2 separate regions of the Homo sapiens genome follow, and region 1 is linked to region 2. A link is an interaction called in ENCODE POLR2A ChIA-PET data of the cell type or tissue named here. Cell type or tissue: Panc1. All regions are shown on one strand. Links, peaks and the distances in the headings refer to the core of each region. The heading gives the core; the rest is flanking DNA.

What was found. ChIA-PET counts read pairs that join two places held together with the same protein. Peaks named below come from ENCODE experiments on the same cell type or tissue, not always from the same donor. Only the 100,000 strongest peaks of a DNase experiment are listed, where the experiment ranks them.
Region 1: POLR2A ChIA-PET joins it to region 2 with 8 read pairs; 7 of 35 experiments call an interaction of 5 or more read pairs at or near these places.

The regions. Positions count from the first base shown.
Region 1 is chr4:41,224,864-41,229,260 of GRCh38, forward strand. All of the region lies in intron 1 of UCHL1-DT (UCHL1 divergent transcript), which reads right to left. Among named protein-coding and RNA genes, the nearest start is that of APBB2, 13 kb to the left of the region's middle. In Panc1, for the core only: no CTCF peak of the experiment used is centred there; no DNase peak of the experiment used is centred there.
Region 2 is chr4:40,906,372-40,910,768 of GRCh38, forward strand. All of the region lies in intron 10 of APBB2 (amyloid beta precursor protein binding family B member 2), which reads right to left. Among named protein-coding and RNA genes, the nearest start is that of NSUN7, 160 kb to the left of the region's middle. In Panc1, for the core only: CTCF peaks have their summits at 2,490 (motif pointing right) and 2,691; DNase peaks (open chromatin) are centred at 2,510 and 3,210; H3K27ac peaks cover 453 bases.

The sequences.
Region 1 (4,397 bases), core at 119-4,118, 320 kb after region 2:
AGACCTTATTTCATAACAAGGCCAGACAGATGTAAATTAGTTAAGATATGATCATACTGGATAGGGTGGGCCCCAATCCAATATGGCTGGTAGTCTTATAAGAAGACAACTACGTGAAGACACAGGAAGAATGCCCCCAGGAAAATGGAGGCAAAGATTAGAGCGATCCATTTATAAGCCAAGGGACACTAAAGATTGCTGGCTGTCAAAAGAAGCTAAGAGAGAGGCATGGAATAGACATGACCTCAGAGCCCTCAGTAGGAACCAACCTGCTGACATTCATTTTTATTTCAAACTTCTAGCATCCAGAACTGCAAGGGAATAGACTTTCGTTTTGTGTGCTTTGTTATGGCAGCCCTAGGAAACTAATACACTATTCATTCCAAATAAATACCTTTATAAATAGTTAAAAATTATACAGGAAATTTTTTTTAAGACAGTGTTTCACTCTTGTTGCCCAGGCTGGAGTGCAATGATGCAATATCAGCTCACTGCAACCTCTGCCACCTGGGTTCAGGCGATTCTCCTGCCTCAGCCTCCCGAGTAGCTGGGATCACAGGCATCCACCACCATGCCAAGCTAATTTTTGTATTTTTAGTAGAGACGGGGTTACACCATGTTGGCCAGGCTAGTCTCGAACTCCTGAGCTCAGGTGATCCACCTGACTCCACCTCCCCAAGTGCTGGGATTACAGGCGTGAGCCGCCTCGCCCAGCCAGGAAAATGTTCATTAACCTAAACTAATATCTATAAACTTTAGAGACAGTCAGAGGTGTCAAAGACAAAATAATGAAGTCCAAATAATTCTTGCAAAATGTTACTTTCTTTTTCTGTGATGACATATTGACTGCACTTTAAAAACTCCCTAGGTCCAAAAAGTGACTTTACCTCCAACTTATTTCAGTATTGATTTTGTGAAAATATGTAGAACGAACACGAAATCTGATAAATGGATCCTTCAAATGTGATTGCAATAACAAGAGGCACAATACATGTCTCAAGTTTTGGAGTACAATCTCCCCATAGGTATTGGCCTCAGACAATCTTCTATATTTCAAATATAACTAATCCTATTGCCAGGAGCTTGGGGGAAGGGGGGAATAGGGAGTTACTGTTTTATGGATACAGAATTTCAGTTTTGCAAGGTGAAAAGAGTTCTGGAGATGGATGATGTTGATGGTTGCACAATAGGAATGTACTTAATGCTGCTGAACTGTACACTTAAAAATGATTAAGATAGTCAATTTTAGGCCGGGTGCGGTGGCTCATGCCTGTAATCCCAGCACTCTGGGAGGCCGAGGCGGGCAGATCACGACGAGGTCAGGAGATGAAGACCATCCTGGCTAACACGGTGAAACCCCGTCTCTACTAAAAATACAAACAAATTAGCTGGGTGTGCTGGCGGGCTCCTGTACTCCCAGCTACTCAGGAGGCTAAGGCAGGAGAATGGCGTGAACCTGGGAGGCGGAGCTTGCAGTGAGCCGAGATTGCGCCACTGCACTTCAGCCTGGGTGACAGAGCGAGACTCCGCTTCAAGAAAAAAAGGAAAAAAAAGATAGTCAATTTTGTTACATGTATTTTACCACAATGTTAAAAAATAAAAAAATGTAAAAAGTAAGCCAAGCTGGAAAAAAATGTATATATAATTAATGTTCCATCACTGCATTTGAGAACATAGGTACATAGTTCATACAATAATCTATGTTTACAAAGTAATTCTCATTTTTTTAAATTGAGGTTGGCGATGACCCGCCATATTAGGGCACCTCAAGGCATAGGGCTAGAGCAGGCCAGAGCAAAAGAGAAAATGCAACTCAAGAGTCCAGGAGTATTCCCTAATCCAATACGGCTGGTATTCTTTTTTTTTTTTTTTTTTTTTTGAGACGGAATCTTGCTCTGTTGCCCAGGCTGCAGTGCAATGACGTGATCTCGGCTCACCGCAACCTCTGCCTCCCAGGTTCAAGCTATTCTCCTGCCTCAGCCCCCCGAGTAGCTGGGATTACAGGCACGCACCACCACACCCACTAATGTTTTTGTATTTTTAGTAGAGACGGGGTTTCACCATATTGGTCAGGCTGGCCTCGAACTCCTGACCTCGTGATCCGCCTGCCTTGGCCTCCCAAAGTGCTGGAATTATAGGCGTGAGCCACTGGGCCCGGCCATGGCTGGTATTCTTATAAGAAGAATATAAGAGGCTGGTGATGACGAGGACTAGAGGATCAAGGTGATATCATCAGAACTGGATCTTTCTCCAGCTCCATGTCCTGCCTCTCTTTTCTGTCTGAGCTGAATTACCCTCTTGCAGGGCCCCTTTCCACAGTGGCTCTAGGTCCTCAGAGTGGTTAAATTCCTGCTTGAGACAAAAGACCTGCCTTCCTTGATTCTTCCTGACTAAACAGATCCTAAGAACTGGGAGTCAGTCTCTCTTTCTTAAACTGAGTTCTTTATACCATGGGAACATACAACACATTCTAGGAATTATTGGAAATCACAGGATAAACCTACATCCTCCTGGAGTGACAAATGTGTTAGGAAATTTGGAGAAAATACTTGATATTAGAACATATATATAGACCAGGCACGGTGGCTCACGCCTGTAATCCCAGCACTTTAGGAGGCCAGGGCAGGCGGATCACCTGAGGTCAGGAGTTCAATACCCTGGCCAACATGGTGAAACCCCGTCTCTACTAAACATACAAAAATTAGCTGGGCATGGCGGCGGGCGCCTGTAATCCCAGCTACTCAGGAGGTTGAGGCAGGAGAATAGCTTGAACCCGGGAGGCAAAGGTTTCAGTGAGCCAAGATCGCGCCACTGTACTCCAGCCTGGGTAATACAGCGAGACTCCGTCTCAAAAACAAAAACAAAGACAAAAATACACACACACACATACACACACATATATAATGAAGTAGACTAAAAAGTGGGCAAAAGTTTTTTAGATGAAACACAAGATGTCAAAAGGCACATTTCTCCGGAGGCAGGCAACTGGGGACCTCTGGAGCTCAAAGTTCTGCTGTAAGGGGTAGGTTAGAGGGAAAGCACAATGGGAAAGCTGGATGAGCAGACTTTGTGATGGCTGCTTTGAACCAGAGAGGAAGACAGGCTCCATCCCGCAGGCCAAGCAAGAAAAGGAGAAAACCTGGAGCAAGCCTGGGCCTTCATAGTTCCATGAAACGAACCTATGATAGGCTTTTGTACTTTCCCGTGTAGTAACTAACATGCTTGAGGGCTTCCTATTTGCTAAACGTTGTGCATATATGAATTCACTTAATCCCAGAGGCATTCTGTGAGGTGGGTACTGTGAGTATTCATATTTTCCATATGGGAAAAATGAAATTCAGAGAGGTACAATAACTTTCCTAAGGCAACTGGAAAAATATGTGAGTATCTTCATCTCTTTCCACATTTTGTGTCTTCTCCATTTTGTGCTAATAGAATGTAGGACATACAAAAATAGAGAGATCCAGGAACTTGTTATCTCTAAAATAAAATGTCACTGAAGTCAAAAACAGCTAAAATCAATGCTTGAATTAGAACATCTCATTTCCTACCTCTTATCCTAATGTTCATTTTTATACTTTTGTTCTCTTGATTTCATGTTTTTCAACTGGATGTTTTAATAGTAAACTTTGACTTCCTTCTTTACTACATCTATCTGTCTGCCTGCCTGTCTGTCTGTCTGTCCGTCCGTCTGTCCATCCGTCCATCCGTCCATCCATCCATCCAACTATCTATCTCAAAAGACACATTTTTTCTGAGGCAGGCACTTGAAGGCCTCCAGAGGTCAAGGTTCTTCTGCTGTAAGGGGTAGTTTAGTGGGAAAGTTTGATGGAAGAGCTTGGTGAGCAGAGTCGGTGATGGCTGCTTTCAACGTATATATTTCTCTCTTATAACCTATATAAATGTTGCCCTGTGTATAACCTCTTTGGCCTGGTATGCTACATAAAAATAGAGAAACATATGAACAAATAAATAAAAGATAAGTTTGACAATATTAGAGCTCTGAACAAGCAGGTTTCATGAGTACAGAGGTCATAAAGAATCTCTTTATAAAGGTTGTATTTTTTTATGTCTTTATTAATTTTCTAGGTTCCATGTACACAGTTCATTTTCCTCTAAAAAAATTCCAATGTTGTTTCAGTGTCTCATAAATACAAGCTCAAATCTATAATTTGGAAACTTTTAGGAGAAAAGATTAAGGCTGGCTATGCCTCATCAATAGCATTATTTTTTTTTAATGTTTAGTACTTTGTTCTTACTCTGCTGTGTTGCTGGGCGTACATCTGGGAATAGGAGGCTTATAGAGCCAGACTCTAAAGATGATTTCTATTCCTTTCTGACTTAAATGTTTTTTCTTTCTCTCTATTTCTCTCTTTCCCCCACCTTTCTTTCTTTCT
Region 2 (4,397 bases), core at 72-4,071:
GGCAGGAGAATGGCTTGACTGGGAGGCAGAGGCTACAGTGAGCTGAGGTGCGCCACTGCACTCCAGCCTGGGTGACAGAGTGAAACCTGTCTCAAAAAAAAAAAAAAAAAAAAAAAAGAAAAGAAAAGAAAAGAAAAAAGAAAACAAAAATTCCCACCAGTACTTAGTTAAGGGGATTTCAGAGTCCCAATGAGGAGGGAGGAAACTTCCATTTCCAGCGCTCTGATGTAACCACAGGTGCTTTATTATTAGTTACCTAACTTAATTTAGTTCAATTTTCACAACCCAGTGAACCCAGTGAAAGAGGGACTCTGCATCTTTTTTAAGTGTCCATACAAAACATTGGAAACATTTTGACCATGAAAGGACTTGAACCCTCAATCTTCTGACCCAAAGTGAGATGTCTTTTCCCTTAGGCCACATGGTCTCCTCTCTCCCATTTTTGAGATAAGCAAACAGACTCCTGGCAAATTTAAGGTTTCCTAAAACAGAGGTGGCAGAAAGGAGTGTCCCACACATGCACTTATTGAGAGTGTGTGTATATACATGTACATATGCATGTATATATGTGCACACGGGTATATATGCATGTATATGTAAATATGCATATATACACACATATATGCATGTCTATATGTGTATATGTAGATGGATCTAGGTACAGATAGACATACATGCAAAGGACTCAGCTAGAGACTTCCTTTTACATATCTTGTTCAATCAACTTAATCCACATATCAACACATGAGGCAGATATTATTATTGCCATTTCACAGATGAGGAAACTGAGGTACAGGGTAGTTGTTAAGACTGAATCGTGTCCCCTCCCCAATTCCTATGCTTAAGTCCTAACCCCCAATGTGACTGTATTTGGAGAAAGGGTCTTTAATGCAGTAATTAAGTTAAATGAGCTCTAACAATGGGGCTCTACTCCAATAGGACTGATATGCTTTATTTAATTTAATTTAATATATTACATATATATATATATATATATATATATATATATTTTTTTTTTTTTTTTTTTTTAGACAGAGTCTCACTCTGTCACCCAGGCTGGAGTGCAGTGGCTCACTACAACCTCCGCCTCCTGAGTTCAAGCAATGATCCTGTCTCAGCCTCCCAAGTAGCTGGGATTACAGGTGTGTGCTACCAAGCCTGGCTGATTTTTGTATTTTTAGTAGAGATGGGGTTTCGCCCTGTTGGTTAGGCTGGTCTTGAATTCCTGACCTCAGGTGATCTGCCCACCTTGGCCTCCCAAAATGATGGGATTACAGGTGTGAGCCACTGTGCCTGACCCTTTTTTTTTTTTTTTTTTTTTGAGACAGGGTCTTGCTCTGTTTTCCAGGCTAGGGTGAAATGGCGCGATCTTAGCTCACTGCAGCCTTCACCTTTTGGGCTCAGCCTCCCCTGAGTAGACGGGACTACAAGTGTGCACCACCATGCCTGCTAATTAAAAAAAGGTGGGTTTTTTTTTTGTAGAAATGGAGTTTCACCATGTTGCCCAGGCTGGTCTGGAACTCCTGGGCTCAAGCCATTTGCTCACCTTGGCCTCCCAAAGTGCTGGGATTACAGGCGTGAGCCACTGTGCCCAGGTGTGTGTCTGTGTGGTGTGTGTGTGTGTATGTGTGTATGTGTATGTGGTGTGTGTGTGTGGCATATGTGTATGGTGTGGGTGTGTGTGGTGTGTGTGTGGCATATGTGTGTGTGTATGTGTCTGTGTGTGTGTGTGGTATCCTTATAAGAGGAGGAAGAGACAGCAGGGAGGCGCCCACACAGAGAATAGGCCATGTAAGGACAGAACAAAAAGGCGGCCAGCACAAACCCGGGAGAGCGGCCCCAGGGGAAGCCAAACCTGCTTTCACAGTGACCTTGGGCTCCCAGCCTCCATAACTGTGAGAAAAGAACGTTTCTGTAGTTGAAGCCACCTCGTCTGTGGTATTTTGTTATGGCAGCCCCAGCCAACAAACACACGGTGGTGTATACACTTCAGGTAACCATGAGCATATGGCAGAGCTGGCAGTGAAGCCTGAGTTTGTGTCCTGACACATTCCTGTCACCGCGCCTTGCTGCCTCCTAGGTGCGGCAACAATGCTGGCTTTCCTGACGGAGAGAGGGAGGCCGGCATCCCCAGGCCACACCTATAATGCCTCTCACCCCATACACGTGTGCACAACACGCCTCCTCCCCTCCTCACAATCTTGGGTGCACCCAGTAGCTACACCCGGCTGGCACCGGAGCCCAGGGAGGCCAGCCCCACTCTAAAGAGGCCCCGAAGAATTCAAGGCCTCCTAGGAGTACCCTGAGGAGAAGAAAATAATCCCTCAATGGGGAGTGAGTACTTCAAAGCCCACCAGCTCTACGTTTATAGCTTTGGGCTGGTCCCGAGGCTTCTCAGAAGTACCTCAGAGCCGACAATGGGGGAGCCCGCCACTGCAGGAACCAAAAGCCCTGAGGTAGTGTGGGTGCCCTTGTGCAAACTGTCCACTAGGGGGCACCATCACCCAACACCTGCTAACAGATCACTGGAGGCAAGGAGGCCTATGGAGGCAAAGGAAATGCCCAGGGAACCGACTAACTGCCTGCTAGCTGCGTCCTCCTCCCTCCAGGCCACAGCACTGCTCTCCACACTGTTTTCCAGAGGTGTAGCACTCTTAGGTCCAGGGGCAACCTGCAGAGGAGCCCAGTGTGGGGCTGAGGCCTCTGGGCCTCCCCTGTCACAGTGGCCCTGCTCTTGCCCTTACACAGAAGGGCTTCTGCTACTAAAGAAAGGCCGGTGCACCATGCAATCACCATTATTTGCAATGCCTGCCCCACAGCGACTCTCATTAACCTGCTGAGCAGGTTCAATCATCAGCACGTTATGAACAAGTCATACAAATCTAAAAATATCAACCAGAAATGCCAACTTATTAATTTACGGAGAGAAACGCCAAGTGTCAGTCGACTGCATGTTCAGGTTGGCTAATGAAAGGGTTTGCTCTCTGCAGGAAACCCACTCCAGTTTTCAATCCCCAGGCCACTGCAGGCTGACAAACAACGATGCAGGCAGAGGAACCTGACAATCAGCATCCTAACAGCCAGGATTCTTGACGATTCTTCACTCATGCCAGAGACACGCCTCCGGGTTGTGATTTAGTACAGAAACAGTTAATTGCATTAGTCATTTCCTGCCCAGGAACCAGGCTGGCATTATGAGTCCTATTTTTATCAATGGAAAATTTGAGCAGAGGTGGGTTCAACCGAGAGACGTAGCACAATGTTTCCAGAATGTCATGGAACAAATTAAGTGTATGTTTACTTAAAGATGAACTTGCAGGCATATCTCATTAGACATATGTAATCTGATAATCACTTATAATCATCATGATACTAGCAGTGACTATTTATCGAGGGCTCACTCTGTGCTGAGTGTTTTATATACAAGTCTGGTCTTGGCAGGGAAAGCATGAAGGTGGGCGCTGACATTTACACATCACTTGCCACAAGCTGCATGCTTTACAACATGTAGCACAACATGTTTTCACAACAACACTACAAAGTAGGTGCTGTATTTCTTATTTTCTAAATGAGAAACTGAGGTTCAGGGAACTTAGTTGAATTGTCTAATGTCACAATGTAAATAAACAGCAGAGCTAGATTTGATCTGAGGTTCACCGCAACCTCTGTCTCCCAGTTTCAAGTGATGGTCTCCTGCCGCATCCTCCCTAGTAGCGGGGATTACAGGCACCCACCACCATGCCTGGCTAATTTTTTTTTTTTTTTTTTGTAATTTTAGTAGAGACAGGGTTTTACCATGTTGGCCAGGCTGGCCTCGAACTCCTGACTTCAGGTGATCCGCCGCCTCGGCCTCCTAAAGTGCACTAGTCTTTTTTTTAATTTTTAGAGAGGGGTCTTGCTTTGTTGCCCAGGTTGGAGTGCAGTGGTAAGATCATGGCTCATTGCAGCCTCAATCTTCTGGGCTCAAGTGATCCTCCAACCTCAGCCTCCCGAGTAGCTGGGACTACAGGCTACGCACTACCATACCCGGCTAATTTTTTCTTTTTTTGTAGAGACGGGGTCTCACTGTGCTACCCAGGCTGGTCTTCAACTCCTGGGCTCAACAGATCCACCTGCTCCAGTCTCCCAAAGTGCTAGGATTACAGGCATGAGCCACTGGGCCCAGCTCCCAGCCCTAGTCTTGATTCCCCATTCTCTGCTCTACATTAGCTGTTCTATTAGCAGAAATGCTCAATCTAAAGGGGGATCCTTGAGATCAGGCCTGTTCTGTGGACCTCTGTATACCCACCACCCAAAAGTGGCCCCGGATGTGCCACATGCTCAAGAAATACTTGTCAGATGAAGACACTCGAGCTTGAGACAGACTGAAATATCATGGCAAGGCTAGGCCAGACCTG